Regions from separate parts of the Mus musculus genome. Here region 1 is linked to region 2. A link is a loop called in an ENCODE intact Hi-C map of the cell type or tissue named here. Cell type or tissue: gastrocnemius. All regions are shown on one strand. Links, peaks and the distances in the headings refer to the core of each region. The heading gives the core; the rest is flanking DNA.

Evidence for each region. A loop is a pair of places that touch in the nucleus more often than their neighbours do. Peaks named below come from ENCODE experiments on the same cell type or tissue, not always from the same donor. Only the 100,000 strongest peaks of a DNase experiment are listed, where the experiment ranks them.
Region 1: it touches region 2 in a loop (2.2-fold over the local background); 3 of 42 quality-filtered maps call a loop at or near these places.

What each region holds. Positions count from the first base shown.
Region 1 is chr12:4,957,618-4,973,739 of GRCm38, reverse strand. Atad2b (ATPase family, AAA domain containing 2B) reads right to left here. Exons shown (of 28, transcript NM_001362349.1): 12 at 15,509-15,683; 13 at 12,434-12,522; 14 at 7,740-7,899; 15 at 4,298-4,388. Among named protein-coding and RNA genes, the nearest start is that of Atad2b, 48 kb to the right of the region's middle. In gastrocnemius, for the core only: no CTCF peak of the experiment used is centred there; no DNase peak of the experiment used is centred there.
Region 2 is chr12:4,636,609-4,652,730 of GRCm38, reverse strand. Itsn2 (intersectin 2) reads right to left here. Exons shown (of 40, transcript NM_001198968.2): 14 at 16,044-16,122; 15 at 14,905-14,992; 16 at 12,937-13,076; 17 at 11,738-11,818; 18 at 2,612-2,748; 19 at 244-380. Among named protein-coding and RNA genes, the nearest start is that of Gm3625, 51 kb to the right of the region's middle. In gastrocnemius, for the core only: no CTCF peak of the experiment used is centred there; no DNase peak of the experiment used is centred there.

The sequences.
Region 1 (16,122 bases), core at 5,516-13,515, 320 kb before region 2:
CACTGACTGCGATGCACAGCTTTCTTCAGGGCAAGTTTTCAAAGAATTACTGCTACATTTCAATCTTTCATAACTAATCTTAATCTAGACTTTATCCTCACACTATACCACTATGCAACATTCTTCATCTTTCTTTGATTTTATTTTGAGACCAAATCTCACTAAATTGCCCAGGCCTCCTGCCCTGGCGTGCTGAGTACCTATGACTACAGGTGTGTGTCACCTCTCCTGGCTTATTTTTTCTAATATTACTAACTTCCTAAATACATATGAAAAAGTGATACAAAGGTATTATATATAAGGAGAATCTTCAAAAACTTATAATTTACCATCAGACCTGAGCATAGCACAATAGTCATTAACAAGTTGAAAAGCACTGTAACTTAATGTTGTAATTAGACTATTGTTTCCCACACTGACTCTCATTACTTACCTACTTACTTCTGCAAAACATACATTTACAAAAATGATCTACTAGAAACTCATGTCACAAAAGGGAAAAACAAACCAAAACCTTCAGATTAGCCAAAGACTGTCTTTTACTATCAGCAACTAAATTAAACTTCACTTGGGCACCCTTATCAGTTGCACCAGCAGGGGGAGCCACTTGAACAAGTTATAGAACATTATGCCCTAAACTTAGGGATCACTATTGAGTTGTCTTCCTCTTTATACTTCATGTTGACTTTATGATACTTATAAATACCAAAATAAAAATGATTACAAAAGGAAAAAATGACTCGTGAGTTTATAATCTGAGAATTTGCCTTAAAAACTATAAACAGATTAAAGAAATATTATAACAATCTAACTCCCAAATAATTCTTCAGAATAACTATGTTTATCATTAGTCTTCTATTTTATACTTCTCCATTAATAAATTTTTAAGTACATTTTTCTTTGACATACAGTTTTTATATTACTTCAACAAAATGAGTACAGAACACTTGTATAACATTATAAAGTAGAAAATAATCACAAGAACATGAATTTTGTAAGATAAAAATAAACTACCATCATCAAATAAGAACCATACTTATATTCCCGGTAAATATCTGCACAGTGAATGGACACGCAGTGGTCCTCTTTACAACAGCTGCTCAAGTTAACAAGAAAAGCTCAGAGGCTGGTGAGATACAACAGCAACTATAGAAGTACTCATAAATCCTCCAGGAACATAAGGCAGTATATTTGCCATAGTAACATGTTAATTATATACAATGGCAATACGCTATTCATTCTTTCCTAATTGAGTCCACAAGATTGACTTTATTAACAATATCAGAATCCATTTTCTAAAGAAAATTTTCAGTGGGTAATCACAATTACTAGACAAAAAAAAAAAAGCAGACAATATTGTCTTTATCTGCTTGTGCGAAATTAACTGGCCTGTATCTATGGTTCTCAATTTTAAAAACTCATCAGAATGAATGCAAACTCCCAGGCTCCACAACAGTGAGTCACTCTCTGAGAGTTTAAAATTTTAAGTATGTATTTTGAGAAAAATTTAGAAATTCCTCTGATGCACAAAAAAGTTGAGAACCATTCACTTGCTTCTATATGCTTCACTGGATTCAAACACTGAACACAGTACACCAGAACGGCAATGCTCTGGGTGAACACTGGCCCTCCCTCAGGGGCTCTTGTCCTGCTCTAAGTGATAGCACACCTTGTACTCTCACAGTGTTCTAGTTTAGGAAACAGAGGATGCTGACAGAAGAAACAACCTTAAAAGTTAAACGTTTACGTTCTTGTTTTTAAAGCATCCTTTTTCAAAACCCACATTCACCATTCCTAAACAATGCTCTACTGGACACCAACAGACTGAAGAAACATGGTTCTTTCATGTTACTATTAGGTTATAATTTTGTTTGTTTGTTTGTTGGTTGGTTGGTTGGTTGGTTGGTTGGTTGGTTTTTCCAGACAGGGTTTCTCTGTGTAGCCCTGGCTGTCCTGGAACTCACTCTGTAGACCAGGCTGGCCTCGAACTCAGAAATCCGCCTGCCTCTGCCTCCCGAGTGCTGGGATTAAAGGCATGCACCACCCCCGCCCGGCTAGGTTATAATTTTTGTAAAGATTGAAAATATAACTATAAAGGGTTAGGTTAGAAAAAAGGATCAATATTTTTATGAGGATTTCTTTAGAAAAATTACAAACAAAATGAAAGCCCCAAATACAGATATTTCATAGACATGTTTTCGTTGTTTTAAGCCTCTCACTGAAAATAAACAGAAAACATTAGATAATCCGTTTTATTAATTGTAAGCTATTTTTTGTATAAATGTTGACACCAGCTTTTTATGAAATTTCTTTATTACTTAAAAAGAATACCTGATATGCATGCAAAAGCCTCCAAGGTATCTCAAGTCAAAGTCCATAGCCTATAAAAGGCCAACTATCCTTGCAGATATTCACCAAGACTGCATAATCTTTGTTAGGCATAAATCCCACTGAACTGAAACCATACATGTTAAAACATATTTGAGGTATATAGTAATATTCAAAATAAATTTAAAATAGTAGTTCTAATAGGACAGTAGTTCTATTCCTACTTGAAGATCTGCATTTGACCATTCTTAACATGAACTGGTTTCTTAAATGAAATCAATGCCATAACTGAACACACAACCATTTAATTTCACTGGAATTTTATTTAACTCTCCAAAAAGCCAATGGTATATAAACATATCTCATACATACTGCCACCCCACAAAAAGAGGAAAAGCAAGAGAAGTTTCAGTCCAGTAAGAAATTACATTGTAAATGTCTTTTAAAGACCAACTGCATGCTAAAGTAAGTCACTTGGAAAAGTGCAGAATACTGACTGACCTTTTGAAACACATATGAAAACTGAAACTCAAATATTAAGATAAAGAATTAAACTTCAGTGTGTAACATTTCAGATGAAAGGCAGGGTAATAGAAAGTTATTTTAGAATAGCTAGGGATTTCTCACTTCTTGAAGACAACTATGAACTTCAACTAAGGCTCATCCTGTGACAGATTCACAGAAAAATCTACAAAAGCTCCCAGTCTGATCTGAACTCTAATACCATAATATGATAAATAAAGGGGAGAGGGATCAAAAAGGAAAGACTGGGTTCTGTTTTGTTTTGTTTCGTTTTAACCAAGTACCACCCTCTCCCATAAAGCAGCACAAGGCTTTGCAAAGATCAAGCCAATGTACATGAAATGGGTCTGGCGCATGCTCTCTTATACCAGGCAAAGCTTAAATTGGGGTAGTGCTGGAGAGATTTACGTTTTCTCCTCACCAGAAGATGTCGAGGTCTTTGTGGTTCAAAAGCTGAGGGATGCTGCTTCGGAGATGGAAGTCCCTGTGGATGAAGAGGATAATTCGGATGTAGCTAACTGAATGGACTAATGTTCTATTTAAGTTTTAATTATTTGATAGTGGATCACAATGAAATTTTTTTTAACTAAGTTGATGTTTTTGGTTTTGGTAACTTTGAAGTTTTCCCAAGTAGATATCATTAATGGATTTATTTGAGGGATTTCTTCATAATGCTTAAAATATTCATGGAGATAGGTAGTTTTTTATTTGTTTTTTATATTTTGCAGAGTATGGGGAAAAAAAACCATGAAATGGGTTTAGTGCATGCTCTCTTGCCAGGAAGAAGGAAGAATGAGGGAACTTTCCTTTGTGTACATTCAGTTACTACTAACCTCCTATTTCAGACCTAATTAGAAGAGAGAAAGCCTCGAATTCCATCTCCTGTGGTTATCAGTGCTCTCATCCTCTTAGAACATCAATGGTTATTTATTCTGTGGGTGACATTTTTCTACTGTGATGTATTTAAATTAAGTTGAAAAGTTTTATATTTGAGGCAAATAGCAGTAAGGATTTTCTTTGCTGGCCCCTCCCACCCAGCTCTCTCTAGACTGCAGGAACAGAGCTGAGCCCGACAGCTCTATCCAGGACGCATGGGAGGCCACAGTGCTCATCCACATGGGCCTTTTCTCTTATGCTTGTCTTTCTTAGTAACATTTCTGAGAAGGGATAATTCCTAAGAGGAGACTGTAGTAATATGAAGGATGTTCAGCATTCAATGAAACCCATGTGACTTCTAAGCTTTGTTCACCAAACACCTCACATGATGAGAATTCAATCCATGAAACTTTAAGTGAAACGATTGTATAACTTTTAAATATGAATTCAGAGCCGTCTATCACACAGTTAAAGACATACAACTGTACTCATTCACATTTCAACATAAAGGGAAAGGCACACGGAGTAGGACAAGCAGAGACAGGCGAAGAGTTCAAATAGGAGCACTCACCAACACATTTTTCTGCCAATTCTCCTAAAAATGCATCAGACAGTTTTGGGTTCCAGTCCCTGGTGTGGATCTGCAAGATGTGCTTTCTGGCCTAAGAAGAAGAGTACAGCGGCGTAAGACAGCACCAACTTCTCATGGGTTTGCTGTAACAAATTCTGACTGTAACCCCACACTAAGCTGTTCTCTGTTTTAAAAGAATTTTAAACACCTTGGCATTCACATCAACCTGTTTGTTATAAAACCTAAGATTTTGGGGGCTGGAGAGATGGTTCAGCAGTCAAGAGCACTGGCTGCTCTTCCAGAGGTCCTGAGTTCAATTCCCAGCAACCACACGGTGGCTCACAACCATGTAATGGAATCTGATGCCCTCTTCAGGTGTGTCTGAAGACAGTGACAGTGTGCTCACATATATACATAAAAAGAAAACTTAAAAACAGAAACAAAAACCCTACAACTTTTATCTCTGTTTCATGAGTTTAGACAATTCATGTTCTAAGAGGTAAAAAGAAGCTTCATTAGTGACATTAAATAGTGAATCACTAATGTGTGACAAGAAGCTAAAACTAAATGTTACGTTCCTACATGCCTCCTTTTCTATTTTATTTATTATTAGTGGTGGGAGGTAGGGAGGGGTGTGCACACACACTATATCACAGAAAAACTCTTGGGATCATCTCTGCTCCAACTATGGAGTCTGGGGATCAAACTCATGTCATCAGAATTCCACGACAAGTGCTCTTCTCATAAGCCATCAACAGCCCTAGACTGCTTTTACAGCAATACTTTTTGAACATTGCCTCCAATTTCTTCTAATGAAATTTATGCAACCACAGTGAGAATCACTGGTAACTTAAATGTGTTGCTAAATACAATGTCTGAACTTTTTTCTCTTCTCAGTTACAAGTGCAAATTGATCACAGCATGGTCTATTCATTTGGCTTCAAGAACATCTACCTATTCTTGTATTCCTCACCCACTGCCTATTCTGTAGGACAGAAGATGAGGTAGGTCATCTAGTCTCATGGACTTAAATACTATGAAAGAGCAGAAGTCAGCATAGATCTCTTCCAGAAGCCAGGCCGAAGAACACTGGCAATGTCTCTATGAAGAAAACATATCCCCATGAACTGGTAGGGCCGCAACCCTGGGCTTAGCCTGTTGTTGGAAATCACAAACTGATAATTCTCTGTATCAAAACAGAATGTACCCATATCTCCTACAACTAAATTGACCTCTGGGCCCTGAACTGTTGTGGTAGCTGCACCTGAGCAATGAAAGTGAGACTATATCCCAAGGCTCAGGGAACATCACAGAAGGGCCAGACAGGATGGGAGAGTGAAGAGGGTGAGTGTTGTGGAATGCTACATCCTGATATGGTGAGGCTACTGAATTCATGAAGTCACAGCAGCAGTCATTACTGGCACAAGAAAGGCAAAGAATAAAAGAGGGCTGCAGAAAGCCCCACACCTGATTGAGAAGCTATTGGGGGCATGGACACTGGTAGATTGCCATGTTTCAGTGAATGGCCCCAAACCCATTTATTATGTGTATATGCACAGCACTAAGTAGACCCAATGAGATAGTGTTTTAAAGGGGTGGGGAGAACGCAAAGTAGAAAAGAAAAGGGATGCTACTGAGGGAGGATCCAGGACAATCTGAAGGAAGAAAATTGTGGGTGGATATGATCAAAACATATTATATACAATTATGAAATTATCAAAGAATAAATTTAAAATACTTGTAAAAGAGCAAGAGAGGCTATATAGGTAGCATTCTGAAGCCTTTCGATTCGTGTGTGGATCCAAATCTAAGTCAATGACAAGTAGTTATGCTGGCAGACAGCAACTGAGGCATCAAAATAGCCTACAAAAGGTAAGATTGGCTGGCACTCCTAATCTCCACATCTGCTCTCTGTATGTAGACCAGGCATTTCACAGACAGCGATATACATTCCTAGTGTATCCTCTGTAATATGAGTTCTCCGTGGAAATTTAAGAAATAAATTAACACAAAAACATAATTACAACTATGAAGGAAAGAACTTTTTATAATTTACTAAAAGCCATTTTGTATAACAAATAACCATATATTATTCTGTCTCTAGGGGACACTTTTTAAATACCTCAACATAATGAACAATATTTACTGCTTTTAACTAACTAGACTTCATACGTTAACTATGAAACTTTAGTACAGGATATTTATGAACATAGTTTTAGGGAGGGTGGCTGTAGAGCTGGCTCAGCCCTGGATGCTCCATCTGTAACTTCAATTTTAGGGGATCCAGTACCCTCTTCTGGCCTCCGCAAGAACCAGGCATGCACTCAGTACACTTACATACATGCAGGCAAAATACTCATCTAATAAAATAAAAATGAATGTTTTTAAAAGTTTATTGGGGAAAATACCTAGTTTGGTCAACTATAGACATATAACAAGTAAATGTGATAACGGAGTCAACGAGGGTATGAGTGTCAAAGAGGCATCTGCATAGACCCGACCAGGAAGTTCCCTTTCCCTGAGATTCTTGAGCACTGTGATGACTGCTAGTAGAACAAGAATGAACTGTTCAATAATTACATATAGATAGTTGGCTGCTGTTATTCCAGTTGTTCTGAGATACCATGAAACCCAAGCTGGCCACAACCTTAGAATTCTCATGCTTCAGTCCCAAAGTGCTAGGAGTACAGGCAAGCATTAACAAGGAGTGCTACACAGAATTTTTTAAGTATTAACTAAGATAGCCCATAAGCAAAAATTAGTGAAAATACAACCTTCAAAGCTTCTGCTGCTGAACTTTGGGGGCAGGTTACTGGGGCCTGCTGGGAACAGAACTTCTAAAAGGCAACTATGTCTGCAAGGCTGTAGTGTAAGGCCATTTTTGCTGGCTATAAGCGAGGTCTCTGGAACCAAAGAAAGCACACAGCTCTTCTTAAAATTGGAGATGTTTATAGTCAGGTGTTTATAGTCAGGTATTTATAGTCAGGATGAAACTGAGTTCTACTTGGGCAAGAAATATGTTGACGTGTAGAGAGAGAGAAAAACCAAAAACAAACAAACAAACAAACAAAACCCAATACAGTGACTTCCTGGACAAACCAAACAAACTCAAAGTAATTTAGGGAAAGGTAAATTAGGCCCAGGAAGCAGTAGCATGGCTAGTGCCAAATTCCAATGCGTCCTTCCTGCAAAGACATTGGCACAGAATCATGAGATGCTGTAGCCTCTACTGGAAAGTAAAGAAAGCAAAGTGTGGCAAGGGGTATCACCTTCAAAGTATATGCTTTGTAACCGAGTTACATGTGTGTATGTGTGTGTGTGTGTGTGTGTGTATACGTGTTCATGTGTGTATACATGTATATACACACACATACATATACCACACTTACACACACACACACACACACACACACACATATCAACAACAACAAAAACCCCTTACCCTTTGATCAGGCAGGTTGAAAAGAAATTCTCTGTCAAAACGACCAGGTCTCCTGAGTGCAGGATCAATAGAGTCAAGTCTGTTTGTAGCACCAATAACAACAATTTCACCTCTATTATCTAATCCATCCATAAGGGCAAGGAGGGTTGACACTATAGAGCTGTTTAAAAAAGAAAAGGCCATGCAAAACTTAATGAAAAAAAAGTAAACATTCTTGTTAGTAATAATGTCTTAAATACTAACACAATAATTGTACCACAAATATATATTAAGGAAGCACGGTGGGAACAATAATGAAAGTGCACAGGAGGCTGGGGAGGGTTGCAGTACTCTATTTGTTAGCAGAGAGCAATCTTGGTGTTGTCCATTTGTTTCTCCGTCTAGAAATGTATGGTCTCTGCAGTTCCCCTATTTCTAGCAATGGTGGTTTTCTTAGTTTGCCAACTGTTCTCACTCCTATTCTTTATTTTTATTGCTGAAACAATTTCTGGAAAGCATAAACCATGTCAAAAATAATTTTCTGTCCCAAACACACTATTCTAGCTGTGTTTAAAAACGTACAAACGAAAGGGAAATGTGAGATATTATTTATTTTAGGGAATATCTATGATTTATGTTTTCTAATTGAATGGCTGAAATTTTATGATATAGGCATCTTACCTAGAAATAAAGTGAGCTAGTATCTTTAATTATAAAATTATGTTTAACCGCTGGTCTCATTTAAATCTGATATGACCCACACAGGCTCATGTTTTGGATGCTTGGTCTTCTACAAACAGTACTGCTGCATTCTGATCTTCTCTTTAAGTTTGTAGACCATTTAGAGTTGGCTTCATATAGAATGGGAAATCTGGGTGAAGTTTGAACTGAGGAAATACAAGTTCCTTGTATGTATCGTACCATTTATAAAAGAGTTGTGATTCTTTTCTTTTCTTTTCTTTTCTTTTCTTTTCTTTTTTTTTTTTTTTTTTTTTTTTTTGGTTTTTCGAGACAGGGTTTCTCTGTGTAGCCCTGGCTGTCCTGGAACTCTCTGTAGACCAGGCTGGCCTCGAACTCAGAAATCTGCCTGCCTCTGCCCCCCAAGTGCTGGATTAAAGGCATTCGGCAACACTGCCCAGCCTAAGAGTTTCTTAAATATTTGACTTTAACACTTCTGTTGGAAATCAGCTGACTATATACACATTGGTTCATTTCTGGCATCTCTTCTATTCAATTGGTCTGTGTGATTTTCTTTAGCCAATAGCAGCTTATTTGGGTTATAACACTTCAACAGTATGTCTTGAAATTAGGTGTTATAATACTTGTAGTTTTCTAGTCTACAGGATTCCTGATGATTCCGGGTGTTTGTGCTTTCATATCAATTTTAAGGCTGTCTTTATCTAGTTTTCTCAAGAATGTCAATAGTATTTGGAGGGGATTACATTGATGTGTAACAAACATACTTTGAGGAAAATGAAGTAACCTACTTCCTCAATTACCCACCACTCCCTACTTTTGACCACCTCCCAATTTGCATGACATTAGGAGTCTATTAAGGAATTGACCTGTTGCTTAGAGTTCCCAGGGTTACTTCTTGGAAATCAATTATACCTGTAAACCAAGCTCTTAAATATGTGGGCTTGTGGGAGACAATTTATATTCAAGCCACCACCTCAACTGAATGATTTGATAAACAATTTATGTTCATCAGAGACACTGGTCTATAGGGAATTTTGTTGTTATGTTTTGTTGTTATGTTTTTGTCTGATTTTTTTATTAGGATGATGAGTTTAGAAGGCTGCCCCACCTTTCAAATTTTTGGAACAAATGGAAAAGAATTAATACACTTAATACTTTCTTCTAAAAGCCTGTTAATTCAGCAATGAAGTAACTGTTCTTAGCTTTCTCTCTATTGGATGTCTTTTTCACTAATGATGCCTTCTTATTGGTTATTTTGTCTCATGTTTGGTTTCAGTGTTACTGTTTTGAAAGGGGGTCTCATACACCCTAGACTAGCCTCAACTGCTGAGGCCTTCCTTGAATTCCTGATCCTCTCAACTCCGCCTCCTCAGTGCTAAGATTATACACATGTATCACCACTCCAGGCTCAATATTGTTAGTTATTATTGTCCTAGCCAATTTTTCTATGTCATCAGTGTTCACTCTCAGTGGGTCAAATGTTCAAAACAATGTGCCCTTTTGTTTTACATTTTCCTGCTATCATATAGTCTTGCATAAAATTCCTAATTATATTTTATAATAGTTATTAGATGTTTGTTGATTTGAAATTGCATTTATTTGGGAGTTTTCTCTATTTTTTTCTGATTAATCTAACTAGAGGTTTGTCAATATTATTTTTAAAAAAGCTTATCCATCACAGATCACTTGATCTTGCTTTGGGTCCAATCCCACAGTACAGTCTCTCTATGGTTTCTTTTATGCCCATCAGTGGATTTGGATGTGGCATACAGGCATAGGGTCAAAAATCCTTCTATTTCCAAATGCCACAATCACAAAAGCACTCTAGAGCAGGATGTGAGATACCCAAAAATATTGTTAAGCACTAACTGTGGCCCCAGAAACATGCAAAATGGATGTAGTGCCAGTTTCTTGGGCCCATTTATTTCTGTTCTGATTATTACATTTTCCTTTTACTAATTTGTGTTTGGTTTATTCTTGTTTTACTATGCTTACTAAATGCATAATTAAGTTATTTATTTGTAATTTAACTTTTATTTTGGGTTTATTACAATAAATTGCCTTCATATATACTGCTTTTAGTATAGCTCTTAGATTCTGGTATGTTATATATCTACTATCGTTTGTTGTTGTTTTTTTCTTTTAACCTACTCTGTTTCACTAACCTTTTGTATTTTTAAAGATGTGTGTATATGTGTGTGCACATATGTGTGGAGGGTACACACCAAATGTTTGGAAGCCAAAATGGGTATGCAATCCCTCAAAGCTAGTTACTGGCAGTCACAAGGTGCATGGATTGCTCTATGTGCTGGGATCTCAGCTTCAGCCCTCATGTTTGTTAATTAAGCACTCTTCCAGCCTCCTTAAGGAATCCCTTTCTTCCTCTAACACTAATTTTTATTTGAATTATTGAGTTTCTCATTTACAACATGAAATACTTTCTAAATATTGTTGAGCCGTCTGTGTTCACTTTAATTCATTAAATTTCATTATGCTTATTTTGTAGAATTCTTTCTTATCACTTATATTTTTCCCATAGAGGTTTATTACTTGAGAGCGATTATGCTCAGTTGTCACGTTATTGCTTTTCTCATGATTTCTGTGAGCTTATAGTGACATCAATGGATCTGGCTGATCAGCTAGATATCTCTGCCCCATTATAGGCAGCATTCATATTAACCAGCATTCTTTGAAGATGTGTCTCAAAGGCCAGTTTGGTAAATGATGTTGCTTTGGGTCCAATCCCACAGTACAGTCTCTCTATGGTTTCTTTTATGCCCATCAGTGGATTTGGATGTGGCATACAGGCATAGGGTCAAAAATCCTTCTATTTCCAAATGCCACAATTACAAAAGCACTCTAGAGCAGGATGTGAGATACTCAAAAATATTGTTAAGCACTAACTGTGGCCCCAGAAACATGCAAAATGGATGTAGTGCCAGTTTCTTGGGCCCAATGATGATCCTAAAGAACAGAAACAAACCTGGCAGTAGACAGAGATGGGTGATGTAACTACGTAGAAGCAGGGGCTAAAGTGGTATATTAGGATGGGATTTAAGCTGACTACAAGTCTTGGATAGACTATGGCAGGAACCTGACTGACCAAACACCTTCAGGAAGAGAAGTGAAATGGGGTCACTGTGCCAAGACAACATGGTCATTCAATGGTCCAAACATTATTTTCTGGTGAATGACTGAATTTGTGAATGAGACACCTTTCTAAATAATCACAGTGTCAAAATAAAGCAAGTGGGATGAATAACAGGAAAACTAGACTTTGGGGTGGACAGGGAGCAATTCAAATTCTCTCAGATAACCTAGGAACATAACCTAGGAAGGTGGGGCTGGAGAGATGGCCCCTGTGTAAAGGCCCTGAGGCAAGCCCTGAAAACCTGAGCTCCATCCTAGGACCACCATGGTAGGAGAGCAGCATCTGAAAGCTGTCCTCACATCGCCGCACACATCATGGGAAAATGTGCTCTGCTGCTTGAGCACTCAGAATGAATGAATGAATGAATGAATGTTGTTTTTACAATTTTTAGGACAACCCGGTTTGGTGAATCCCAAGCTATGGCTACGCAGTAGAACTCTGTTTCAAAAGAATAAAATTTTAAAAGTTTGGCAAGATAACTAAGCAGAAGATAGCTTGCTACCAAGCACGACAGCCTGAGCACGTGCGTGCGCGCACGCACACACATACACACACAGAGTGAGGGGGGGCAATTTAAAACATATTTTAAAAAAATTTTTAAGATCTACCCAGAAAAAAAGTGAAATATACACACAGAATCACAAATACAAATATTCACAGCAGGACTATTACAGTGGCCCAAACCAAAGGCAGCCAAATTGCTACAGACTTTAAATTAATCCTGTGTTGAATGAAAGTAACTCAGGAAATAGACACATTTAAAAATTCTTATAAGACTTCAAGTGTTTAACCAAAGGCAAATGCCAAATACTACGTTGATAAGTGGAGAAAGGAAAATCAATACAGTCAGTTTAGGAAAAATTACCTGTGGATCTGATCTTGTCTACTAGAACGAACAGGAGCTAAGCCATCTATTTCATCAAAAAATATTATAGAAGGCCTCATCAAATATGCCTATAAAGAGAAAATTAATATTACTTTTCATTTTTGAATTTAACTTAGTATTTTCTTAATAATGAACATAAAAGCAAACAGTACAACATGCAGCAAGTATTTAAAAGCACACAGTAGGGCTGAGGAATATAGTTGAGTGCGTACAAGATCTGGGTCCGTTTTCTAATGGGTACAAGGATCTAGAATCAAACACCAAACAACAGAAACAAAGACATCACAGTAAAAAGAAACATCATGAGGAGAGTCAGCTGCAAGCTGTCCCACAGCCCAAAAAGTACTATTGTCAGACATATGTTATCTTTTTATAACAAAGAAAATTGAACCCAAGGTCTCACTATACAGCCCTGACTGGCCTGAAACTTGCGATGTAAACAGGATGACCTCGAAGTTAGAGATCCACCTGCCTTTGCCTCCCAAGTGCTGGGATTAAAGGTATGAGCCACTAGGTCCTGCTCTATACTAATAACTTTTAAATGATTTTTTTTAATTATTTTTTTTATTAGGTATTTAGCTCATTTACATTTCCAATGCTATACCAAAAGTCCCCCATACCCACCCACCCCCTCTCCCCTTTAAATGATTTTTTAACTGTTTCATCAATTATATATCTACTTCACATTTTTGTGTAAAGGATATTTTGTTTTGTTTTGAGACTTCCATTCTATAAATAAGGGGTGTCTGGATTTTACCATGAAGACCACCAGACTGGACCCAGCATTTGCTGGAATTAGAAGTGTTAGACAGCAAGCCTGACTTACAAAAGAATTCACATATATCACCACAGAAATGCATGGCTAATAAATTCTTGATTATATTTTTATTCACATATATTAATTGATATATAATCAAATATAAAATTAATTGCTTTCTTCGCTAAATCCATCGAGCACATGAAAACTTATATTAGGACTTATTTTTTTTTTAGTACAGGAAAGCTGGGATTTGCTTGTTTTTGAGACAGGTTCTCACTCACTAGCTCAGGCAGCTGGAAGCTCACAGCACCCTCCTATGCCACCTGACCAAGTGCTAGTGATCCTCTCACCTCAGGGGCAGGACGGGGACTCTTTCACTGTTAGGTTTATTTGTTGTGATTCCGGGGATTGAACTCAGGCCTTAAACACACACTGATAATAATAAAAATATCTGGGACAATTGCATACTACCATGTTCTCTCTGTTTGGGAAAATAACACTTTAAAAGTAGCCGTTACAGTTAGCTACTCATTTATCTCATGCTGCACTTTCAAAGCATTCCTTCATTTCTGAATTCCACAAATCACGTGTTTACAATCTAGCATGGTCTGAGTAAGTATATCTCAAACATTCATTTTTTAAATTTCTGAACCATTAGGGTAGCACTTAGATTAAAAGGTGGTACAATGTTCAGGAGGCCATGTGTCATAGGTCTGGCCTACTATTTCACCTTTCCTTTCCGACTAATGAACTATAATGTGAGAAGTTTTGTTCTGACATTTGCTCCAGCATCATGTACTTTGTTAGCAAGGTACTAATCGAGGCTAAGACCAGCAAACATGAGAGCAGATGTACTTGTTCTCCACCTAGGAAACTGGCCCAAGCACTTACTATAGTGACAGGAAAGCATCTACAATACAACTATGACAGTAAATAGCATAGGGTTTTATAAGATTCCTCCCACAAATATTTAACATTTTCTATGTGTGCCATTTCCTCAGTAACACTATAATCTACGATTACTTTCCATCCCAGGTTTCCAGTGAGACTAACAGTCAACCACAGCAGGTGCTTTGTGGATCACCATCATCATCCTCAGAGTCCTAGGACGTGGGCCTAAGTGTAAGGAGATTCACCTCTGCGAGCTCTGCACACTTCATGCAGCTTCAATCACGCACACCAAAAATGGTTTGTAATCTTGCATCTGTACAAACATGTACAAAGATTTTTTCCTTGTCTTTACTTAAAGTAACAGATGTGCCCAGTCTATGGCCCATGTGTCCCTTATCTATGAATACAGTCCAAACCAAGATTATAAATTTACTTAAAAAGTTATGATATATTTTTGTGTATTTTTTTTAAGTTCAATTGTCTGGTTCTGGAGAAAACAACATGTTCTTGCAAAATCAAAAGGTTGGACACATCTGCTCACACTGTTTATATAATAAATATATTGCATGAGATATTATAAGAATGTAGAAATGTCATTAAGCATACATAAAGATGTATATAAGCTATATTTAAATCCTTTACTATTTTATTTATTAGACGAAAACATCTGCAGATTTTGGAATCCTGGGGACTGCTAGAATCAGTTTCCCACAAATAACAGAGGGTAAGTATGGCTTACAACTACTAATCCTAAATTTCACACTCTTTTTTTTTAAGATTTATTATTATATGTATGTACACTGTAGCTGTCTTCAGAAGCGCTAGAAGAGGGCGTCAGATCTCGTTATGGGTGGTTGTGAGCCACCATGCGGTTGCTAGGATTTGAACTCAGGACCTTAGGAAGAGCAGTCAATGCTCTTACCCACTGAGCCATCTCACCAGCCCCCAAATTTCATACTCTTAATTGAAATATATGTCCCCTCATAACTGTATCTACAAACAAAATATAGTATTTTTTAAGATTTATTTATTTATTTTATATGAGTACACTGTAGCTGTCTTCAGACACACCAGAAGAAGGCATCAGATCTCATTATGGATGGTCATGAGCCACCATGTGGTTGCTGGGAATTGAACTCAGGACCTCTGGAAGAACAGTCAGTGCTCTTAACCACTTAGCCATCTCTCAAGCCCAAAAATATTCTTTTTTTAAAAGAAAAAGAAAAAGAAAAAGAAAAAGGAAAAGAAAAGAAAAGGAAAAAGAAAAAGAAAAAGAAAAGAAAAGGAAAAAGAAAAGAAAAAAGAAAAGGAAAAAGAAAAAGAAAAAGAAAAAGAAAAAGAAAAAGAAAGAGAAAAAGAAAAAGAAAAAGAAAAAGAGCACTTGAATTAGTTGGTTACCTTACCTGATCAAAGAGCAGCCTCAGCTGCCTTTCTGACTCCCCGACCCACTTGCTCAAACAGTCTGCTCCTTTTCGCATGAAAAATGCTACCTTTTTGTCTCCTTGACTGCATTCATTAGCTAAAGCTCTAGCAACCAAGGTTTTACCTGTGCCAGGAGGACCATAAAACAAACAGCCCCTAGAAAGAATCAGAGAAAATAGTCAATGTTATCACCAATGACATTGTTTAAGATATCCCTCACCGCATTTCACTTTGGATTACTAAGTAGTAACTAAGCACTGATAAAAGCTTTTTCTCGTTATCTGCAAATTTTTCACTTTGCTGAGTCCTCGAAGGACCAAACTCCTCCAATCAAGAAAGGTTAAAGCTATAGGACGATTCTGAAAGGCCTGGGGCTTCACATCTCCATAAAGAATCTCATCTTGTGCCTTAATGACTCTTATACTCCAAAATAGAAAGCAAGTCTCTGAGCTCTAAATAATAATTCCTAAGAGTCATTGTTAGAACATACCAAATAAATAAATATATATATAAAAGTTTATAATCAAAGATAAATTAATTTATATTCAATCAATTAAAAATAATAGTACAATAATAAATATCTAATATATGACAT
Region 2 (16,122 bases), core at 4,282-12,281:
ACAATGTAAACATTTAAGATTGCAGCAATTCTGAAAACTGTAGGCAATCTTTTGTGGAAGTCAGTAAAACCACACTGACTGTCATGTTGTGTTGAGGATGCTACCCTCCTCAGTCAGTTCCCACATGTATATACATTTTTCACACACATTTAATTTAAAAGGTTTTTTTTAACTTAAAGGTGAGCATCTTTCAGTTTATTATTTTTATTTTGTTTGCTCTTAGCAGGTCTACTTCATCCTTACTTTGTTTTGCCTCAGCTTTTCGTTCCTCTTCTTGAGTTTTGTCCTGTGACTTTTCTTCCTGGAGTCGTTTTTGCTTTTCCTCTTCTTCCTTTCTAATACTTTCTCTCCACAAGTTTTCTTTTCCTTGCTTTGCTTTCCTTTAAATAAGAGAAGTGAAGAGTTTACATAATATCCTAATATGTGGGACACCAAACCTCAAACAAGCTGACAGGCATACTGGAAGATCTGGTTCCCGCTGGCTGGAGAACTAACATGGAAATGCTGAGGGGTGGGGATGGGGAAAGAGAGCCAAAGAGGAGAGACTCAGACTCAGACGCAGGGTGGGGTGAGCTGGAGAGCACAAAGGAGAACACTGCAGGAAGGGATGCACGGAGCAAGTGTGGGGCTTCTTCCTGCCTGGACTCCTCACGAGTCAGTCCTGCCTGTGGCTTTGATTCCCTAAGCCTCAGCTTTAGCAGAGTAGCAGAGACTGTGGCCAGATGGACCCCAGGACTCACCCTTCAACCTCTAGCCCAGCATAGCACACTTCCTCTAGAAGCTTTGCACAACTCTGAGTGAGATCTACATATCAGAATCGAGCTACAGTACTAACATGAAGCTCTGGACTCATAAGGTCTACATTACTTGTATTCTCTTTAACTTCTTTGGTTTACTACAGAAGACAAAATGTAGAGAGATAAATAAAAAGAAAATATGTATTACTATTAATTCTAAGCCTGAGAAAAACTGTGAGATGTAGGTATCCACAGAAAGTTCTTATCCAAGACTGGGTGAGCACCGCATAGACCCTTTGTGCAATGGTAAATGGCACAAGGCAAGTGCCAAGTGAAGAACTTCACGTCTTTATTTCTGCATTATTCTTTTAGAGATGACATATATGTATGTTCATGCCTATATGTGTTGATGCCTGTATGTGTGTGTGCTCTCATGGCTATACATGTGCTAGTATATTTATGTGTATAGGTGCTCATACATGCATATGCCTGTGCTCATGCCTATACGTTTGCAGGTAGGAGCCAGAACACAACTTTAGGTGTCATCCTTAAGAACCCTGTCCAGCTCCTTTAGGCAAGTGTCTTTCACTGGCTTGGAATTCACCACTTTGGCTAGACTGGCTGCTCAGTGAATTGGAACTATGTAACACCACATTTTTACCTGGATTATAAGGATCAAACTTAGGTCATCATACTTGCAAGGCAAGCCATTTACTGGCTGAGCCCCTCCCTCCTATATTATTCTAGTATCTCTGGCTAGGAGGCCATGGGTAGAGTGTATCTGGAGTGACAGACAGTAAAGTCTTTAACTGTCTGAACCCACGGCTACATAAATGAGGAATCCAGGTCAGCCCCTCATCACATGCAAAGCTGTCACTCCACGTGTGTTGGCACTGGTCATTTTAAGCCACTAAGGACAGAGGCTCACGAGGTGGGAATGGACTTCTTATCCCCCAGTGTCTGTTAGCTCTTTCACAGATGTTACTCATCTGCTTCTTATTATGGAAAAGAATTACTGGCTTACAAATAATTTGTTTACCAATTATACTCATTTCTGGCACTGGAGAATCAAAGGATTTTACTGACAAAAGACAAAAACAAAGAGCCACACACAAGCCCCACACAGCTGCTAAAGGGGAGGTCTGTGCTTCAGATGTCCCTGTCCATCTCTCTGCTCTAAATGGAAATGATTGATCGATACGTCTTAGTGGCACCAAGAAACTGGTTCATTTTTTTTTTTTTAATGATCTTCTAGGGAACAGACAGATTTATGGGAGAGCCAGAGAACTAATGAAGTTCATTATGTGTAATTTACAAGATTCCAACTACATTATTTATTTAAAGCCTACAATTACCTATGTGGTAAATGGTATTCTCTGTTTTCAAATAGAAAAACCAGGCTTTAGAAAGATAAACGGTCTGTTTGCTAGGGTCCCTCAGATAGTAAAGGGAAGACTAAAAATCCTAATCCAGATCTGACTCCCATGTTCTTCTCTTTCACTACTAGACCATATAATTGGTTAATGAAAACTTAATGCCTAAAAGGAGAATTGAATTTATAGAATTGGAATCTGAGTGGTATTTAAAAATAATACTTTTATTCCCTTTAAATTTCATAAACAAAAGCAATGTGCAACAAAAGCTAGCATTTTATTTTGTTTTGTTTGAGACAGGGTTTCTCTATGTAGCCTTGGCTGTCCTGGAACTCACTCAGTAGACCAGGCTATGCTGGAACTCACAGTGATCTGCCTGCTTCTGCCCCTGAGTGCTGGGATTAAAGGCGCACACCACCACTGCTGAGCAGAATTTCAATAGTAAAATACTACAATACATTCATGACACATTCACTTAATAGTATAGTACAATACAATTACCTTGCAGCCTCATCTTCTAGTTTCTTTTTTTGAATTTGCTCTAATCTTTTTCTTTCGATTTCCTTCAATTTGTCACGTTTGATTTTATGAAGTTGTTCAAGGGCTAACTGCTGTGTATTATAGCTTTCTCTGAGTTCCTAAGGATAAAATAAAAGTAAGTCAATACTTAAATATTTTAATCATATTTAATAATATAGCATTTGCATTAAAAAACAAATTACTAAGACATGTATAATTAAATTTAAAAGAGATTTAAAGGTTAAAAAAAACCTATTCACAGGATATAAAAGTTTTAACTATAGTAAGTACTTCATGCATCTACTAAGGCATATCTATTTCCACATCAGTTCACATATAAAGAACATAAAATATTTAATAAACCAGTTGTTTGAAGTATTACTTTTGATAGAAAATACAATTCATTAAAATATGGAAAATTTGCTGGTAATAACATTTAAAGAAAAATTTTGTGATATGTGTGTGTGTGTGTGTGTGTGTGTGTGTGTGTGTGTTGTAGGCCAGAGGTCAAGGTCAAACTTGGGTGTCATTTCTTAGGCACCAAACTCCTTGTTTTGAGACAGAGCCTCTCACTGGCCTGAAACTTGCCTAGTACTTTGGGCTGGCTGGCTAACAAGCCTCAGGGATCCGTCTTCACTGTCTCAGTGCTAGGATCACAAGTAGACACAATGACTTTTTGACATGTGGTTTTGGCAGGTCTCAGTGTCCTCTGTCTGTCTATTCAGAAGCAATCACTACACTTGGTCTAAAAGATCACAGCACTTCATTTCCCTGCTGAGAATGAATGCTCAAAAGGACATGAATATGATCCAAATTGGGTCAGAATTTTTTTCCAGGATACAAATACCTTGATTAGGTATTGTAAGGAGAAACTTGTCTGAGATAAACTAAATCTGAGTCCCTTACCAACCATGAGTCAGGACTGACAGGAACGAGGCCAACATAAAACACAGAGGTAAAGACTAGAGAAGAAGGTGTCGATGAGGACCCGGGGCTGGTCTTCAATTCCATGCGCAGTGTGGTAGGAATGGCCCTTCCCAGAAGCTGACCTCCCACCCACTCATCCTGGCTGTCTTTCAATAGTCACTATTGTGAATCTACAAATACTTAACAGTAATAGAAAAAGGAAGAAAGAAAAAGAGGCTGAAGAAAACTAACAACAACCAAACAACCACCCACCAACAGAAAAAGAGAAGAGAAGAGAAGAGAAGAGAAGAGAAGAGAAGAGAAGAGAAGAGAAGAGAAAGGAGGGGAATTATTAATAATTCCTAAAATAATTAAAAGAAATTTAATGGTAAATAATAGAGCTAGACAATATCTGAATGTGTTTTAGTTGCTTTTTTTTTTTTTTTTTCAAATGTATGGTGTCCCCTCACCCTCCTAGTGACAGAACTCCAAACCCAAATCAGGAAAACCTGTATATTTCCAGAACCACGCTAAGCCAGAGGTAAACCAGCTGAGCTGTATACCTGGCCTAGGGGTAGTGTGGTGACTGAGACTGTCCAAATGTCTGGGACTTACACAAATGCTGTGTTCAGGTTAAGTCTCACACAGCTCTTAGCTTCTGTGATTTTATTTGTTGTTTTTGTCTCTAAGTTCTACTGAGAAACAAAAGAGGACAGTGGTTATGGGTTGTTTAATGTTAGAGAGAATGCCTCTAGGAGACGTCCACAAAAGTCTGAGTCAGGTTCTGTCAACTATACTTGTATTAGCGCATGAAAGTTTTAGTTTCCTAATTTGAACATGTCTCACAGAGCTGCTGTTCAGATAAAATGAATTAATCCAGGTAAAGTGCTTATAGTATTGCAGGTTTCATACTTAGATTCTCAATAAATACTAGCAATTAGTGATAGAAGCCAGGACTAAAGAGAATTCTATATTTTGAGGGAGTATAAAGAGAATCCAAATTAATGCATGATCTTAATCTGTGTAACATTAGCCTCCAACGTATTCTTTAAGACTGAGAGCTGCAGTAGCTTTCCAAGGAGGTTTTATTTTAAGCCTTGAGTCCTTGAAATGGGCCTTCTTCCAATGGCTGACTTAGGACAAAAAGTCTAATAATCGGGACCTCTCCCAGCAAAAACTGAGGAATTCTTATAGTTTCAAGTTCTGCCAAGAACTAGGAAGTTGAATAAGATATAAAAGACACTCATTTGCAGGAACTGGAGTACTGTAAGGGCACCCAGAGCCTCTTACTTACTCCCTAATCCCGAGGGGTCCACGATAGACAATCAAAATGTGCACTCTCAGGGGGATTCTCTAGTGGGGGGGTTTTTTTGGCTGTACAACTGTGAACTCCTGATGAGTCCTAGGTGCATGCTCACCCAGGAGGATTAAGATCCTGGAGAGAAGAAAGCAGAGAAAGGAGACAGGTACCCAACACCTAGTGCTTCTTCCTTCCAGGCATCCACCTATCTGAGAAGCTGAGAGAAAGCAATGGCTAAGGAGCTCAGCAGGGCATCCACCTCAGGGAAGGGCTTGGGTAGACAAGCTGGAATTCTTTTGGACATTAGTGCTAATGCTTTGAATCTGTATGTCCAGAGGCTGAAGGTCCTTGTCCCCAGTTAGGTTTTGATCTATCAATAAAGATGCCAGTGGCAAATGGTCGAGCACAGGGGTGGGACACTGAGAGTTGCCCAGGTAAGCATGCAGAAAGAATCAGAAGGACTCAAGGGCACATAGTAATGGCAGGAGATAAAGCCAACCAGCCATGTGAGTTTTCGGGCCTAGGGTAGCAAGGGAAGGTTTAGAAGTGTGCAGTCATTGAGTTAGCCAAAAGGCATTTTAAGATTAACTGGTATGTGTGTTTTCCATTTGCGGATCCCAGATACCTCCTGGGTGAGTGTACACCTGGGACTCTTCAGGAGCTCACAGTTGTACAGCTAAAAAACCTCACACTACAGAATTCCCCCTAGGAGTGCACATTTTGATTGTCTACCATGGACCCCTCAGGATTAGGGAGTAAGTAAGAGGCTCTGAGCTCCAGAGAGCTACATTTGGTTCCCACTGTGGTCTGGAACATGGATCAGGCAAGCAGACATATTTTGGAGCAGTAGCTGAGAATATACATCTATCTGATCTACAAGTGTGATTAGAGGGGAGAGAAGAGAGAGGAGAGGAGAGGAGAGGAGAGGAGAGGAGAGGAGAGGAGAGGAGAGGAGAGGAGAGGAGAGGAGAGGAGAGGAGAGGAGAGGAGAGAGAGAAGAGGGAAAAGGAAACAGGAGAGGGGAGAGAAGAGAGGGAGAGAGGTGAGGAGAGGGGAGAGAGAGTAAAGAAAGAGGGGAGTGGAGGAGAGAAGGAAGGGGGAGGGGAGAGGAGGGAAAGGGGAAGAAAAAGGGAGAGGGGAGGGAAGGAGAGAAGAGAGGAGAGAGCACTAGCTACTGGGAATGAATGGTCTAGGCTTTTGAAACCTCAAAGTCCACTCCCAGAGACACACCTCCTCCAACATGGCCACACCTCCTGATCCTTCCAAGACAGTTCTACCAACCAATGAATGACCAAATGTTTAGACATAATGAACCTATGAGAGCCATTCTCATTCAAATCACCGCAGAAGTATATCAGTCCTGCTTTGAATCAGCTTAGTTAGCCACTGAATTAAGGTGATTTGTTCCATTTTGTTTGCCAAAAGCAAAAGAAAATGACTTCTGGAAAGATGACTTTGTTTATCAAATCACAAATTAATATCCCAATTATTTCTGTGAATTTTTTTCATAAAAAGCTTGAAAGGAATTTAACAAAAAAATATATATATACTAGAAGTCAATGAACTAAGAAAAAGGGCTAGAGAGAGGGCTCAGCAGTTAAGGCTGCTGATCCAGAAGACTCTGGATTCCCAGCACCCACTTAGCAGCTCACAAACATCTGCACGTCACTTTCAGAGGATCTGACATCCTCTTCTAGCCTCTGTAGGCACTGGGCATGCACATGGTATACAGACACAAATCAGCAGAATATTGATACTAAGTAAATTAAGGATGCAAACTGTAGTCTCCAGGATACCTAGTACTAGACAAATAAAGGAAGGCATAACTAGGTCACAGAGAAGGAAGAGATAGAGTTAACACAAAATGACAGTCAGTTCTTATCCCTCCCTGAAGGAACTACAGACAGACAGTTAATGGTTGCTGGGGGAGGGGTGTGTAACCAAGGTTAAACTGCCATAGCTTAAGTAAATAACTCCCACCCATGCTCAGACAGAATCCTGATTAAATGAAGTAGGCTTTTAAAAAATGCAAAGAGGAGAAAGACTTTTTAGAAAGTACAAGAAGAATAATGGTGGGGGACTATGCTCAAAGTATATCATATATGTGCATAAAACTGTAAACAAATAAATAATGCATTAAAAAAGAGCAAGGTAAGAAAAAGAAACAAAATAGATGAGACAAAATAAATAACAGAAGAAAAAAATTTTATAGTCCAAATTTGTCAGTATGTTAAACAGACTAACTACTCCAGTTAAATATAAAACTGAAGTTATAAACTGTAACTATGTCACTTAAATGATAAAATATAAATGAAATATATAATAGTTTATAAATAAGGTAGAAAATGTATTCCATGCCAACAGGGCAAAAGAAAGGCAGGGCAGTTAGACTAATATATCAGGAAACATTATCCTTGAAAGAAGTGTGTGTGTGTGTGTGTGTGTGTGTGTGTGTGTGTGTGTGTGCATATGTATTAACACATGCTTGTAGGCCAGAAGTCAACCTTGCATTGTTATCTTTCCTCAGGGCTCTCTACCTTGTTTTTGAGACAGGACCTCTCACTGGGACCTCGGGCTTACCAATCAGTATAGGCTGGCTAGCCAGAAAGCCTTGGTTAGGATAACACTGCCTCTGCCTCCCCTCGCACGCTGTATCTATTACTTCCTACACGGGGCTTATAAGCATCCCACCATCTCTGTGGATAAACTGGGATTAAACTCAGGTTTTCATGCTTGCACACTTACACAGACAGCACTTTGCCAAGTGAGCTATCTCCCCAGGTCTCCTAGTCCACTTTTTTTTGTTTGTTTGTTTGGGGGGTTTTTTTTGGACAGGTTTTTACTATGTAGCCCAAACTATACTCAAAGTCACTTGTAGCTCAGGGTATCCTAGAACTTGCAGACCTCCTGCCTTAGTCTCCCAGTGCTGGGATTATAGGCAAGAAGCATCTCTAGAGGAGACAGCATGACAGATGGGCCTATCCACCAGTAAACTACAACAGTTTGAAAGCTACTCACACTAGCAGCAGAGCCTAAAAAGAAGCAAAATTAAAAGAGACAAATACATAATTAAAGGGGAGACTCGTCTTCTCAAATCTCTAGCTGAGAGAAAAGCAGGTAAGAAAATGAGCACGCCAAAGCACTCTGCCTTTACTCTACGGCAACAGTTTGTAATCCAAGGGCCAATGTACTTCTAAAGTTTTAAAATTATGTTTAGGAGAATTCAGAAGTTCATGAATGTGGCTAAAAACAAAATTGATTTTTATTTTTACTAACTGCTATCTGAAATCCAGCATTCCCATCAATATCAAATGTAAGCAATAAACCTCCATGATATTACTCATATTTATGACATTTTCAAAAGTAGAAACTGAAGCTGTTCTTATAGTTATAGATTACTTGGTATCTTAACTTAAAAGTGGTATACCTGTCACTAGATCTTCTTTAATTCATAAACGTAGACTCCCATATTCTCCAACTTCTACATCTGAATATATACGGTGGTGCTGGGGATTGGGCCTAGGGCTAAGTGCATGCTAGGTGGGTGCTCTAGCACTGGGTTACACTGCTAGCCCCTCACTTAAAACATGAGATGAGGTCTAGAGAGAAGTCCACAGCATAAACATGGGTAAGATGCTTTGCTTCAGAAACCAAAGTTCCTATCCCATGCCTCAAAGCAGGTCTTCAGGTCCACATTTCCTGCTATTGTTCCTCATCTTGGAAAGGAGATGTATACCTGACACACAAATTACCCCTTGCCAGCTGGAGGGTACCACTAAAACTTCCGGTGTTGGCAGATTCTGCTTTCCTTCCATGGAAAAGCACTTCCTCAGTTAATCCTCGGAGTCAATAGTGTTAAGCTGTTTGAGTTCTTTTTAATCACACTATACATTTTAGAGATTTTGCGAAACTCTTTGATAAGAACAGCAAAAGTGTTTGTATAGTACATGTGGGTTCACGGAGCACCCCACCCAGTGTCTGTGCACGTGTGCATGCTATTTCATCATCACCTACTGATCACCCGGGCACTGAGTCTCATTTATTCATGTCTTTGACCTCTATATAGATGATCCGATCAAAGCCTAACTCTGAGGTCAGACCTTTTAGGTGCTTCTTAGTAGACTGTTCCTGCTAGTATGCCTTGAGTTCTAGTAACATCAAAAAGAGAACACCCACTGGGAAAATACCCTATTCTTCATACATTAGGTTCTTGGAGTCTGAGCCTTTGCCACTTCAAGGGTGTCTCAGCTTCACGGAGACCCCCACTCTGTTGGCTTTAACATTTCCTTTCTACATCAGCACCTCTTCATCTACGATCCTTTTACATGCAGTTACTACCAGAGTTTATCTTTGTCATAATTCTCACGTTAAGATCTCTAACTCCCCTTCCCTTCCATCTTAGCCAATGTCTGCTAAAATCCCAAATCAATTTGAAGCCATGAACCAATTTCACTTGCCATGTCTGTGCTTGTGTCTAAGCAGCTGTAAATAAGGAAAGGAAAATCATATAATTAGGCATGTAGTCTTCAATTTAAATTCATGACCTGGAATAAAATAGACATTTAACATTGCTCAACACATTGTTTTCTTCTCTCATGCTTATACTCATCCACCCCACCTACCAAGGCATCTACTTCAGGCTGAGCTCTCTCTCTCTCTCTCTCTCTCTCTCTCTCTCTCTCACACACACACACACACACACACACACACACTCTCTCTCTCTCTCTCTCTGTCCTGAAACTTCCTAATTCCCCCACACATTCTTTTTCCTAGAACTCCCACTGATCTATCCCTCCAGCCTGTGAAAATATACTTTTTAAAAAAATTCTTTAATCTATGCTCCAGATTTCTCTTTTCTTCCTTCCTTCCTTCTTTCTTTCCTTCTTTCCTTTCTCTTTCTTTCTTTTTTTTTTTTTTTTTTTTTTTTTTTTTTGGTTTTCTGAGACAGGGTTTCTCTGTATACCCGTGGCTGTCCTGGAACTCACTCTGTAGACCAGGCTGGCCTCTAACTCAGAGACCCACCTGCCTCTGCCTCCCAAGTGCTGGGATTAAAGGCGTGCACCACCACCACCCAGCTCTGTTTCTTTCTTAATCTATGCTCCAGATTTCTCTTTTTTCTTTTCTTTTCTTTCTTTTTTAATTTTTTCTTCTTTTGTCTGTGTGTTCACAGGTATATGTATGTGTAGACCAGAGTTCAACATCAGATGTCTTCTACCTTATTTTTCAATAATGTTTTTAATTTATTCTTTGAGAATTTCAATGTGTTGTGATCATATTCATCCTTGCTCCCCTAACTCCCTACCCAACTAAGTTCTCTTTCTTTTTTAAGAACAAAGAAAACAAACAACCCTATGGAGTCAGGTCTGTGTTGGCTGACTACTCCTGTGAGGCCTGCCCTGTGCCCTGGAGTATGGCTGACATAGCTCCCACTTTATTTTTTGAGACAAGGTCCCTGACCCTCTAGTCTCCCTAGCACTGGGACTTCAGGTGGGTGTGCCACATCTGGCTTCTTCACATAGGCACTTTGCATGGTGAACATGTAAGCAGAGCCTGTGATCTATAATTATCATACTTAGTATAATCAGCCCCCATCCTTCCTCTCACAGCCTCTGGTGTTCTTTGTCCCTTCATTTAGCATCTCTCAGCCTCAAGCCTTCTATTCTCGTCAGAGTGCCTCAGGAGCAGCCGATAGTCTTCATGCCTACCCACTGCTGACCACTGCACCCAGCTTCTGCTTACTCTGCAACTGCGATGGTACGAGGACCCTGCTGTAGGAGTCAACGCAAGTTTCCAGCAGTGTGTTAATAGATCCCTCTGTATCACCTTACAGCCATGACTCTGTAACCACAGTCAAGTTTCGCAGCCACTGATTGACAGATCTCACACCCCTTTAGTGTTCTCAATCGCCTCTATGAAAGTATCAACAAGCAGTGAAAAACTAGCAGGCAGGAAGCAGAAAGAAGAAAGGAAAGCAGGACAGAGTAGTCTGCTGGCCTGTATAGAATCAATGCTAACTGAAAGAATCGGACTCTTCTAGGAATGAGCACAGTCCACAAATCTGTACTGGACACATTTTACAATGAAGACACTCACACTTTAAGTCTTTATATGATCTGTAGCAAAATTCTAAGACCAGATAACCTGATCAGTCACGCTTGAACATTTGGGACCTTGCTGCTACTATCTTTTGCAATCTGCCATACCTTTCGAAAGAGTGGAGGTGTAATTATTGTGGGATATAAAAGGAACTGCCTATTTCATTCATTTTAGCACTGAATAGTTGGGTAGGCAAGTACTTAATATAATTCCCCTATCTTTAAGCTACATTAAAGGAGAACTTCATTGAATATTTTTGAATAGTCTGTATATTTAAGAACACAGCAAAATGTGATTTATACATATTAATTTTTATCTCAAGTGTACGTATGTCAAAATACAAGGCCTGGCAAGTAATGATACCTTGTATTACTGATTCTTTACGTTTTTTCTTTACATTCAAATTAGGACACAGCCTGGTGCACACAAGCCATGACCCTACCCTAGACTGAAGGAAGTAGAAACCTGAGTGATGGCTTTAAGGGACTGAGCGTTTTCCCCTTCAGATTCCCTTAGTTTTCTCCTGAGCCACCCCGTTATGTGGCCAGTCCACAGGGAGAGTGCAAGGGACCAGCAGGAGTCTTCATGAAGGAGGGCCTGTGGACAGCCTTCCTGATGTCTGGCATTAGACTCAAACAGGCATTTAGACAGCAGAAGCATATTAGAGCAAACAGAAGGAAAAAAAGGTTTTATTGTATACGTTATTCCAAACAAATATAATCAGATAAAGGCAAAGAATAGTTCAGTTTAAAAAAAGAAAACAGTAAAGTAACTTAAAAAGAGGAAGCTAGATATTAGAAAATAACCTTAAGTAAGAGGAAGAGGTTGTTGAGACAGCTCAGCAGAGACAAAAGGCACTGAAGGACACAGTCATCCATACTCCCACACTGTAAGATAAGGCAGACAAAAGGCCAGTTAAACTATGTACAGATTTTAAAAGGAATTCAAGGAAGATAACTAGACTGGCTTGTTTGACCAATGGCCATGCTTTAATTTTTCTAGAGAATATATCTTTGTGTAAAGTACATTATCAGAATTATTCACCTCAATTTTCTGTCCTTAACTGAAGCTATCATGATGTGTTTTTTAAAATCATACTGTTTATTCCATAGTTGTTGCTAATGTTAGTTACTCTAGTAAGTCAGTAAGATAAAAAAAAACATATGAAAAATATCTTTCTTAAAGAATTACTACACAAAACTGTATGCTCTGATAACTTTATGAATAGTTAGCAAATGGCAAACTGAGACTACTCCCAAATTTGAATGAAACTTCAATATCCAACTAACATTTTATTATCTCCATTCATATGGCTTCAGTATCTGATTACCACTGTCCCTTGGGCATCTGCTCTGCCGCAGTGGCAAACAGTAACTCAATGAATCATGAACTTTACTTTTCAGATAAAATTTATGGTCTCAGATTCACTTTAGATTTCACTAAGCATTGTATTATTTCTTATTAATTATATTAGATCACAGAGACAAACCAGCAAGAAGAACTTAGTGTTAGAAGACCACCATCAGACAGTCTGGAAATTTCCATGCTCATCCCTCCTTCCCACTCTGAGATAGCTCTCAAGTGGCCCAGGCCGGTCTTAAACTCTGTAGGTTGCTGAGGAATGGCCTTGAATTCTGATCCTTTTGTGTCAGCCTCCCAACTTCTAGGATTTACAGTGTGCACCACCATGCCAGTCTGTTTGTACCTTAGGGTGTTGCTGACATTACTTCTGAAGGGCTGGCAATGAAGCTGCTTTTGAGATGCACAGATGCCAATAAAAAGATTCATATAGTCATCAAACCCTGGAAATGCTAGGGAAAATATCTCGGCTCATGACAAAATAGTTACTAAACTTCAGAGAACATCAAAAATAGTACTATGATTCTAGTAGTTGGCATGGTATAAGCAATAATGAAAATGTAACATGTAACATTATGTTAACAGTAGCTTTTTTTTTTTTAGCAAGCAGCAGCTATAAAGCATGAAGATAAAAGGAGAGAAATACCTTCAGCTGATTGTTAAATGAATCCATTTCTGAGAGCTTAGATGCAGTTTCTTTTTCAAGAGCATCTAATTGTTCTTTAAGTCTTTGGCATAATTCTTCCTTTTCTGATGACTTTTTATGAAGTAAACTGATCCCTGAATCTGAAGTACAAAAATATCAAGTCAGGTCACATTTGGCAAATACTCATGTCATTTCCTGTCTGGTCAAAATGATGTAACTAAAGAGATACAGAAGGTATATAATACAGAGACAATCCTTTTTATTTCCAAATAATACCTTGTAAAGATTCTCAAAGGAAATGGATACAAAGATTAGTTCTGTACTGAAAGATCAGGTCTTGAAAAACTCCAAAGCAGAAAAGGTGTTTGAGCAAACACAAGGAGCATGCTACCATCTACCTCATTACGTGAGGTGACTCTGAAGCCACGGCCTATCGTGGGTAAGCGCTCAGCTAACAGCATGTGCTCCTCAGGTACCTTCCTGCATACTGACAATGATCTAAGAACAGAGAACTACTCATAGCAGGGACCCAATAAGCATTAATAACAGGGTTATTTAATGACACATTTTATGAGGTAAAGAGAGAGGGTTTCACTGTACATGATTTTTAAAAAACATATACAGGATAGAGGATAGAGAAACTAGGTATAAAAAGAGTATTTTCTATTATTTTCTATTAAAATGAAATAGTAAAATTTCTATCTAAATTCATAACCTAAAATTTTGTATTTTTAGGGTATAAAAATCAAGTATAGAATTTGAATAAAATTAAACATATGGTGGAAAAAGTAAAGTCCTCCTGTAACCTTCTGTTTATTCTGCAGATTTGGGGTGGGGGTATATTCCTTATATATTTTTGGCTATCAAACCTCTAACGGATATATGGCTGACACAGTTTTTCTCTCAATCTGTGGGTCACCTTTCATCTTGGTAGTACAGAAACCTTTTGGTTTGATATAAAATGATTTGTTTCATATTTCTTGTCTGATTTCTATGGCAACTTACTGTTTCTATTTTTATATGTTTTGTGAGTTTTAAAAACTGTTAATCGGGCTGAAGAGATGGCTGATTGGTTAAGACAACTGAGGTTTAATTCCTAGCATCCCCATGGTGGCTCAGAGCTGTATGTAACCCTAATTGTAGCAGATTCAATGCCCTCTTCTGGCCACCTCAGGCACCTTCAGTTGATTGTTAAATGAATCCATTTCTGAGAGCTTAGATGCAGTTTCTTTTTCAAGAGCATCTAATTGTTCTTTAAGTATAGTGCCCAGACATATATACAGACAAACACATAAAATACATTTTTAAAAACCTGCTAAACCCAACAAGAGGACATGAGTTGAAGGTGAGATGGTATGGTAGGGGTGGATCTTAGAGGAGTTAGAGGGAGGAGTGGGGGTAAATATGAACCAAATACAGTGTATGAAATCCTCAAAGAATTCATAAACATATTTTATTAAAATGCTTGCAAAAGATGTCATGGTACTTTTGTCTGTTCTCTTTTGGGAGAGTTTTAAAACTTATACCTTACATTTAGGTTTGAATCTATCTTTGCTGTTGCTGGGTTTGAGAAAGGGTCTTACACTTTAGCCTAGGCTGACCAGGTATTTGCTAAACAGCCCAGATTGACCTCAGATTCCTAACAGTCCTCTTGCCTCAGTCTACCAAGTGTTACGACAAGCATTACTACACCCAAGCTTCGGTCTTGAATTCGCTTTCAGCTGGTTTTCAGGTCTGGGGTAAGGCAGGGCTAGCTTCCCTCTTCTGCATGTGGCTGTCCCACTTTTCCTACAGTCTTCACACATGAGGTCACGCTTCCCACTGATTGTTAATGTGAGATTTTTCACATTATTTTAAAATTGTTAACTTATGGGAAAAATATTATTTTAATACAATAATGCCATTTTAAAAATAATAGTATATTAAAAATGATTTAGAAAAGAAATAAAACCAACTGTAGCGTCTTACCAGGTGTGTTACTGAGCTGCATGTTTTTAATTCTTTCGTTTAATAGCTGCTTCTCAGGGACCAGATAGATAAGCTTATTTTGATATTCCTTTTCAAAAGAAAGTTAGAATCTGATTAAAACCAATATAATTTCCAAGAATTTTTTGAAAACTTTAAAACATGATTTAATCTTTTTTACATAGAATAGAAACACTACATGGTTGCAGTATAGAATTATATAGGATATAAAAAGAAAATATTTAATCAAATACTTAGGAATGCCTGGCTGAAATTTAAAGATAATTAAAAATGCCTTCATAATGAGGGTCTAGAGACAGAAACTTTCTGCACTTTGGCTGACAGTTGGCAAGGAATGAGAAGTGTGTCTATGTACTAGACAGCATGTGTAAACAGGCCACAGCACTCCATAATGAATATGTATACATCAAAGAGGGACTCAGCTCTTAGGGAGAAATAGGGAAGCATTTCAAACCATGTAAGAAATACCTTTGCTGGGACAAGAGGAAAACTGATGTCCATCTTCGTGGAGAGAGAAGTTATGTGGGGCAGCTCTCCAGGTGGACAATACTTCTAAGATGCTGTCTTTAAAACAGCAATAACTGAACCAGACTCTACAAGTAAATAAGTGCCAGGCCTCTGAGAGGGACACTTGATGTTCTCTCACTACAGCGCCAAGAAGAGTAACTTCTAATCAAACTTTCCTAAAATTAATAGCAAAGGCTTTATTGCAATATAAGCTATGGTAAGAATCCATGTGTCCCGCCACAATTCCACACTGATACATGACTCCAGCACTGTAGGTTTGGGTAGGGTACAGGAAGTGATTAAGCCCTGAGGACTTTCCCTCACTATGGGGATTCCTTCCTGCCCTGCCCACTTGGCATGTGAGGGCACATGGAAGAGACAGCGCTTCTGTGGTAGTCAACCTGTCAGGCAGTATTAGTGCCTTCATGTGCAATGGACAAAAACAGTGTGTAAAGATATTTTCATTAAAGTTCAACGTGGTGCATGTTTATGCAGAACCCAGCTCAGGTTTAAGAGGCCTGTGGACTTTCTAATCTTTTGTATCATAGGTGCCTCAGGGGCACAGAGTCTGTAGGAAGAACTGAGTGGATGACTGACAGCAGCAAAAGACCTACCTTAAGCTCTTGTTGAAGTTGTTTGATTTCCATAATTTCCAGGTCACACTGTTTATCCAAAACTTCTAGCTCAGTCTTT